2 separate regions of the Homo sapiens genome follow, and region 2 is linked to region 1. Evidence: read pairs that join two places in POLR2A ChIA-PET (ENCODE). Cell type or tissue: K562. All regions are shown on one strand. Each heading gives the region's core, and the rest is flanking DNA. Links, peaks and the distances in the headings are about the cores only. Region 1 has its middle 8.9 kb from the start of NPPC. Region 2 holds the start of MIR562 (microRNA 562).

Evidence for each region. ChIA-PET counts read pairs that join two places held together with the same protein. Peaks named below come from ENCODE experiments on the same cell type or tissue, not always from the same donor. Only the 100,000 strongest peaks of a DNase experiment are listed, where the experiment ranks them.
Region 2: POLR2A ChIA-PET joins it to region 1 with 6 read pairs; 2 of 35 experiments call an interaction of 5 or more read pairs at or near these places.

What each region holds. Positions count from the first base shown.
Region 1 is chr2:231,915,303-231,919,700 of GRCh38, forward strand. No RefSeq gene overlaps it. Among named protein-coding and RNA genes, the nearest start is that of NPPC, 8.9 kb to the right of the region's middle. In K562, for the core only: no CTCF peak of the experiment used is centred there; a DNase peak (open chromatin) is centred at 2,389; H3K27me3 peaks cover 1,029 bases.
Region 2 is chr2:232,170,972-232,175,369 of GRCh38, forward strand. All of the region lies in intron 9 of DIS3L2 (DIS3 like 3'-5' exoribonuclease 2), which reads left to right. MIR562 (microRNA 562) reads left to right here and starts at 1,682; the gene lies at 1,682-1,776. In K562, for the core only: no CTCF peak of the experiment used is centred there; no DNase peak of the experiment used is centred there.

The DNA of each region.
Region 1 (4,398 bases), core at 95-4,094:
GCAATAGTGTGAACAACTTAGGCCTCCTTAATAAAAAGCAAAATTTTTCAAATTACATATATTTTAACCTAATATATTATAAATACACCTAAATTTTAAAAAACCCACACACAAGAAGGGAAAGGATCAAAGCTTGGGAAAAGATATCAAGCACCAATAAAAATAAAATAGGGCTGATAATGTTCACATCAGACAAAACAGAATTTACTGGGAAGTACTTGGCATAAAATGAAGGAACTCTAAGTGCAGGCTACGTGGGTGCAGGCATGACTCCTGTTTGCTGAAATCTAGGTCTCTTCCAGGCATGAGCAAGAAACAAACCTTTGGCATTTTAAGCCACTGAGCTTTGGGGATGGCTTGTTAGCACAGCATAACCCCCCATCTCCTAATAGATATGTTAATACTGAACCTTCTGTACTGAATAACAACCATATAACTATGAATGTGAGGATAAATGGGAAAAAAGTCACAGTGCATTTTCCAACATCATTATCAGTCTTCAGTGAATCAAAAACAGGGTCAGAAGATTGGGCCATGGTAATATAAAAGGTAAAATGGATTAAATATTTACGGAATTTTGAACTGTGTTAGTAGGTCTTTATATTTTCAAACTATCTGTGTGCTAGTTACAAAATTGATTAAAACATAGGAATTAATAATAAAGCAGAAAGTATACAATCACTGAACCAACCTCAGTAGTACTAAAGTTAATAATACGAATTAAACAAAAATTAAACTCCACTTGTTATGGAAAAAAAATAGGTCAATAGACTATTTAGAAGCTAAGAACAGTGAAATTGCCACATATCAAAACTTTGGGATATCGATACAGTCATACTCTGGAATGTGTTCAGTTAAGCATTGAGAAAAGGTTCAGAAAATTAAAACCAATATAAATAAAATTATGAAGTAATATACATGCAAAAATAAACAGAAAATAACAAAATAAAACAAAAGCATATTCTGATAGCTGAAATAATTAAAAAGTTAATGAAATGGTTGAACTTCCCATCCTCACAAATTGGAATGTAATTTATTAAACAGTTTCTGGCTCCAAAGCTGGTTTTTTTTTTTGTTTTTCGTTTTTTGTTTTTTTTGAGACAGAGCCTCGTTCTGTTGCCCAGGCTGGAGTGCAGTGGCACGATCGTGGCTCACTGCAGCCTCAGGTTCCCGGGTTCAAACAATTCTCCTGCCTCAGCCTCCCGAGTAGCTGTGCCACCCAGCTAATTTTTGTATTTTTAGTAGAGATGGGTTTTCGCCATGTTGGCCAGGCTGATCTCGAACTCCTGACCTCAAGTGATCCACCTGCCTTGGCCTCCCAGAGTGCTGGCATTACAGGCGTGAGCCACTGCGCCTGGCCTCAAAGCTGTTTTTGGAGGGGGGCTCCATGCAGGGAGGCATCGATGTGGACCCAAACTCACAACACTCCAGAGTGAGACCGACAGACACTGCCAAGTCAGGAAGAGGAGGAACTGAGACTAGAAGGAGCCGTAGAGGAACAGCTGACCCTGCCTTGGCTTTTGGTTCATGGACCAAATGCCTCAATGAGGAATGAGTAAAAGCATTCACTTCTCCGTTCTCGGGGTCTCCACTCAGAGTCCCAGGACTGGTGGGCTGCCAGCCATTCCTCTCATGCTTCCTGAGATGGGCAGGCTCTTTTCCTGCCATCTGATATTCTGCCATTTTCCCAACATCTTTCTCCAACTAAGCACACAGATTGCAAATCACAAAAATGGCCAGGTGAGATGGGGTGCTCACGCATGCCTTCAGGATACACAGAGAACAGATCTCTGAAATATATCTGCAAAAGGATCTAGAAGAAAGTCTCAGTAAACTGCTACATTCGATGTTGGATGCGGGAGGACGTGGACTCTGTGAATCAGGAGCTAAAATGAAAAGGCAACAGTGAGATCAAAAGGGAACCAGATAAGACAAAAGGGGAAAAGGATCAGATACAGAAAACTTACAAAGAGATAGAAAATGTGGTGGAAGATTGAATCAGAGGTGTGAAAAACAAACTGAAATTCTCGAACAGGACAGAGTAGACCGTGGGGATGCTGGGGGTGAGGCAGGCTGCTCTAGGGCTGGTTTGCCCTGGAGAGGAACTGACTGGAGCTTGCCAGGAAACATTTCTGCTTCTGTCCCTTCACTGGACAACAAATGGCATCTGTCCAGGGCCTGGACCAGGATCGGATAGAGAACATCAGACACTCTGCCATCAGGGAGGGGACATTGTCAACTGGCATTCTCTGGGGCAGGGAGGGAGGACCAGTGATCCACAAGGCAAGCCCATTACAGCTATAAATGTGAGGTCACTCCCAGGATCAGACCTGCTAGTCACGCTGCGCTCATACTTCTGATGTGGTCACTTTTGTCTTCTGCAACCAAGATAAGAAATTGCCTCTAGAGAGGTGGTATCCACCCCTGCCCTGCTGCCTGGCCTTATCCCTGTGAGAGGGAGTTGCTGGCTGACACTTCAACCAAGGCGCTCCTGTGCTGGTGGGTCACAGCCTGCCCTGGCCCCTCCCGCTTGCTGCTTGGGTTCTAGCCAATTGGACACACCAGCAGGAGGCTGGAAGGGAGGGGAGAAAGAAGCCGAGATCGTTCTCATTCCACATCCCTGCAGGAGCTCCTGCCCCATGGCACAGCTTCTGCCCCATGGCACAGCTCCTGCTAGATGACACCCCACCCAGCTCAGCTCTGAAGACAGCTCCCTCCCTTCGGCCCCAGGGAAGAAACTGGCTTCCCACTGGGCACCTCTCTCTCAGCTGCCCCGACTCTGGAAATTGTCGCTTTCTTAAAGCTCTTCATGTGAACCATTGGAGTCAAATCTGGGTTTTTTTTTTTTTTTTTTTTTTTTGAGGCAAGGTTTCACTGCCACTCAGGCTGGAGTGCAGTAGTGCAATCTGGGCTCAGGTGATCTTCCCACCTCAGCCTCCCAAGTAGCTGGGACTACAGGTGGGCACCACCCTGTCCAACTAATTTTTGTATTTTTTGTAGAGATGGGGTTTTGCCCTGTCGCCCAGGCTGGTCTTGAACTCCTGGCCTCAAGCGATCCGCCTACCTCGGCCTTCCAACATGCTGGGATTACAGGCATGAACCACCATGCCAGGCCTCAAATCCCATTTCTGATGGGCCCCCCACTGATGCTTCTTCCCCACTTACCCCTCACAACTGAGGGTTGGGGCTACTCAGCCTCCCCCTACCACTCTCCTGACTAGGCTAAGGGCTCTTCCTAAGGCACCAACAGGGTCTGGATATTGAGGCTTCTCTGATCACCCCCAGGGCGCCCAACCCGTGCAGAGCCCTATCTCCCACCACCCTTGCAGGTCATGACTGTCAGGGGAGGCCCTCTTGCTTGTTTGGTGGGGAAGGCAGGCTCCCAGACCACTTGCTGTAGGCCTGGCGATACCGCCCCACCTCGCCAGGGCACACACCGCCTCCATGGCAGGTGCACCACCTCTGCCCCACGGGCGCTGCCTCTCAACGTGATGTCCTCAGATGGGCTTGACAGACTGGGCCTTTCCTCCAGGCGTGTGTGGGGGCCCAAGGTAGGCTTCCTGGGCCTAGTGCTGCTGGGCCAGGGTTCCCACATGTCAACAGCTGCGGCACCAGGGACCAGGCATGCCCAGCGACTCCTCCCTGTGGGCCCCCTGCCTCCCCCAATGGCTGTGCTGCTGGAAAGGGAACGAGGCCCTCCAGCCCCCGAAACTCTCTTTGCCTCTGCTGTGCTCTGGCCTGTCCAGCCCCGTGGCGTTTCCCAGGGACTCTTCTACAATTGATCTTAGCTAAAAGGCCAAGAGATGATCAAGATATGTCTTCCCGCACTGCAGAGATGCCCGTTTTGAGAGGACCGGGACTCCAGCGAGCCCCACCTGGGCGCTGTTTCTCCAAGCTGGCCCTGGCAGTTGTCACCTCAGATGGGAGAGAAGCCACAGGTGCTCCAGGCAGCTTGGAGATTAGAGGCTCCCTGAGAGGAAGGAGGCCAGGACAGAGGCCCAAGGCTGGAAGCTCTCAGATAACAGCACCTGGGCCATCTCTGGAGGTGTCAAAACACTTCCTGTTAGTTATTGAATATTTGTCACTCCTTCTGGGCTTTCCTGCGGAAATCCCTGGCTGGGACAACATATTCCAGTCGCTGCTGAGGAAGCAGTTGCAGGACTTCAGGTCTGGATGTAAAAGGGGAGGACTGGCTGTATGGCTGTATCCTAAAGCAACAGGCGGAGGGGCTGGCCTTGACAGCGGAGGGCTGTGCTTTTTGTTTGCAGGCAAATACGCAGGACAAGAGCACTTAGGAGGACAGCATGTGTAGCTTGGGCCCGAGAGGCCATATTGGCCCAGATGGTAGCCAGGCACTGTCCACAGGGAAAACCCTTTAGCTTCTAGTGGGGGTTCCCT
Region 2 (4,398 bases), core at 206-4,205, 260 kb after region 1:
TCTTGCTGTTCATCAGGAAGTCCAATATGATTAAATTGCCTTTAGAAGAAGGTTCCCCTGGTAAGACAGTGTGGTAGCATTGAAGGAGCGCTGGAAGTTAGTCCTAGTTCTCCCCAGGGCCTAGCTAGGTGATTTTAGGCAAACCAGTTAAATCTGGGGAAGTGGAGAGCCGTGAGCAATTTTATCTTTTGTGAAATGGATTTTTGACCAGATTAGGATTTTTCAAAACATGTTACTAGGTCATGAATAGGTGTCATGCAGAAAAAGGATCTGTGGGCAAGTATTTTTGGAAAACAGTGTGTTAATAGATTTCTTAGAGTTTCTTCTCATGGATTATCTTGTGGAACTAGTATTCCTTAGAATACATTTTGCAACTTTCTGAACTAGGTATTTCAAACCCCTCTAGCTCTAACAGAGCATGACTCTGTATTTGAAATGTCTTTTCTGAGTTATTTAGAGCTGTCTCATTCTTGGATTTGAAAGAAAATGGTATCCCATCAGTGATTGTCTGCCGCATTTATCTGACAAATAACTATCAACTGTGCCCCACCATGGACCACCCAGGAAAGATAATTACGCAGGAAATTCAAGGGTTGTGCTTTAAATCTCAGTTCTTCGATGGCCAAGGGAACCCCTTCTTCCCTTAGCTGGAGGGAAGCAAGATTAAATTGTTTGGCATCAAATGGGGAAGCTGTCATTGTCATTTGAAACTCCTGGCAGTAGTATTCCTTTCATGTAAATCCCAACTCACTGTGAAATTACAAGAAATGCATAGATAGTAACCAGGATGAATGGGCCCTAAAGTAGATACACAACTGGACCTTCTTAATTGTAAGTATTTAGTACTTCATCAGCCCATAAAATTCATGTTGATAAATAGCACCACTCTCAGAAAAGACAAATACTCAAAGATCAATAGATTTTTGTCTGAACCAGGAGGAAAAATGCCTACTGGCAAAAGACAATATTTGAATTTATTCCCTAGAAATATTTTTATAGCACTGTAGAAATATGAGTGCATGGGAAAGATAATTTCTACATCTTCTAAATAAAATCTGTTTGGAAATTATACTATAATGATATTTAAAAATTTCATTTTGTGGTATAGATGGTCTAAGATTTGGAATAAACTGGAGTATAGAGATAACTAAATGTCAGGGTGGCAAAGTCTGTTTTTTATATTGAGATATTCAAATACCACAAAATTAATCATTTTAAATTCAGTGGTTTCTCGTATATTGGTAGATTTGTTGAACCATCACCACTATCTAATTCCAGAACATTTTTGTCACCCCAAAAATCAATTCCATTAGCAGTCACTCCTCATTCCCTCTCCCCCCAGCTTCTCACAACTACTCATCAGTTTTCAGTCTCTGTGGATTTCCCTGTTCTGAACATTTCATATAAATGGAGTCATACAGCAAGTTGCCTTTGGTAGCTGACGTGGTTTACTTGACATAATGTTTTCAAGGTTCATCCATGTTGTTAAATATATCAGAACGTAATTCCATTTTATAGCTGAATAATATTCTGTTGTATGGATATTTCACATTTTGTTTATTCATTAGTTGATGGACATTTGGGTTGATTCCCCAGCTTGACTATTATGAATAATGCTGCTATGAATATTTGTGTACAGGTTTTGGTGTGGACATTCAGTTATTTTGGGTATACACCTAGGAGTGAAATTGCTAGGTCATATGGTCAGTCTACTTTTAGAGTAATTGTGAAACTGTTTTTCAAAGTAGCTGTACCATTTGCACTCCCTGTGGCAATGTATGAGGGTCTCAGTTGCTCCATATCCTAACACTTGTTATCTGTATTTGTGATTATAGCCATCATTGTAGGTGTGGGGTAGTATCTCATTGTGGTTTTGATTTGCATTTCTGTCATGACTAATGAGACTGAATGTATTTTGATGTGCTTATTGGTCATTTGTATATTTTCTTTGAAGAAAAATCTACTCAGATAGTATCTATTCAGATCCTTTGCCATTTTTAAAATGGATTGCCTTTCTATTGTTGAGCTATAAGTGTAGTTTCTGTATTCCAAACACTGGTCATTTATCAGATATATGATTTGCAGATATTTTCTCCTACTTGTGGGCTGGCTATCTTGCACTTTCTTGATGGTGTTCTTAGAAGCACAAAGTTTCAAAATTTGATGAAGACCCGTTTAGTCTGTTTTTTCTTTGGTTGCTTGTGTTTTTGGTGTCATATCTATAAAAACCATTGGCGAAGATCACAAAGAGTTAGACATATGTTTTCTTTTTGTTTGTTTGTTTTGAGATGGCGTCTCTGTTATCCAGGCTGGAGTGCAGTAGTGCGAGCTCAGCTGCAACCTCTGCCTCCCTGGTTCAAGCGATTCTCCTGCCTCAGCCTCCCAAGTAGCTGGGAGTGCAGGCACCCATCACCACACCCTGCCAATTTTTTTGTGTTTTTATAGAGATGGGGTTTTGCTATGCTGGGCAGGCTGGTCTCCAACTCCTGACCTCAAGTGATCCACCAGCCTCAGCCTCCCAAAGTGCTGGGATCATAGGCATGAGCCACCGTGCCTGGCCAACATAAGTTTTCTTCTATGAACTTTATACTGTTAGTTGTTATATTTATGATCCATTTTTAGTTAATCTTTGTAAATGGTGTGAGGTATGGGTCAAACTTCATTTTTTTGCTTGTGGATAACCAGTTGTTTCAGCACCATAAGAAAAACTTGTTGACAAGATGATTCTTTCTTCATGAAATTGTCTTGGCATTTCTTGTCAAAAATTATTTGACCATAAATGTATTGGTTTATTTCTGGACTCTCAATTCTGTTCCATTGATCTGTATATTTGTCTTTATGCCAGTACCACACTGTCTAAATTATTGTAACTTTGTAGTAAGTTTTGAAATTGAGAAGTGTGATTCTTCCAACTTTGCTTTTTTTTCTTTCAGATTTTTCTACTATTCTGGGTTCTTTGCATTGCCATATATATTTTAGGATCAGCTTGTCAATTTCAGGAGGCACTCAGGATTTTCATAAGAATTGCTCTGAGTCTGTAGATCAGTTTGGGGAGCATTTCCATCTTAACACTGTTAAGTCTTCCAACCTATGAACATGGGATGTCTGTCCATTAATTAGGTCTTTAATTTCTTTCAATGATGTTTTGTAGTTTTCAGTATACAAGGCTTCTTTGTTAAATTTAATCCTACATATTTATTCTTTTTGATGCTGTTGTAAATGAAATTGTTTTCTTAATTTCATTTCCAAATTATTTATTGCTAATGTTTAGAAATACATTTTATATTTATATATATATCTGGTATCCTGCAACCTTACAAAAATCATTTGTTGGCCGGGCATGGTGGCTCATGCCTGTAATCTCAGCACTTTGGGAGGCCAAGGCTGGTGGATCACTTGAGATCAGGAGTTTGAGACCAGCCTGGGTAACATAGTGAAACCCCGTCTCTATTAAAAATACAAAAATTAGCCAGGCTTGGTGGCAGGTGCCTGTAATCCCAGCTACTCAGGAGGCTGAGGCAGGAGAATCGCTTGAACCTGGGAGGTGGAGGCAGCAGTGAGCAGAGATCACGCCACTGCACTCCAGCCAGGGTAACAGAGTGAGACTCCACCTCAAAAAAAAAAAAAAAAAAAAAAAATTGTTAGCTCTGTTTTTCGTGGATACCATGGAATTTCCTGTATTTAGAAGTTCATGTCATCTGCAAATAGGGAAGTTTTACCTCTTCCTTTCTAATTTAGATGCCTTTTATTTCCTTTTGTTATCCAGTTACTCAAGCTAGGACCTTCTGTACAGTGTTGAATAGAATTAATGGAAGTGTGCCTCTCTTGTCCTGATCTTGAGGAAGGAAAGCATTCAGTCATTCAGTTTTTTTTTTGTTTTTTTGTTTTGAGACAGCGTCTTGCTCTGTTGCCAGGCTGGAGTGCAGTGGTACAGTCACAACTCACAATTCCAGGCTCAAGTGATCCTCCCAGCTCAGCCTCTTACGTAGCTGGGACAACAGGGCGTGCCACCAAACCCAGCTAATTTTTGTATTTTTTGTGGAGATAGGGTTTTGCTGTGTTGCCCGGGCTGCTCTTGAACTCTTAGGCTCAAGTGATCTGCCCGCCCCGGCCTCCCAAAGTGCTGGGATTACAGATATGAGCTAAGCACTCAGCCCAGTCTTTCAATATTAATTGTAATGTAAGCTTTGGGGGTTTTGTAGATGCTCTCTATCAGCTGAAAGCTTTTCCTTCTAGTCCTGATTTATTGAGTGGTTTTCTCATGGAAGAGTGTTGGATTTTGTCAAATGGTTTTTCTGTCTGTTGAGATAATCCTGTGATTTTTGTTCTTTATTAATCTGTTTCATTGATTGACTATCATATGTTGAGCCATCACATTCCTGGGATAAATTTCACCCT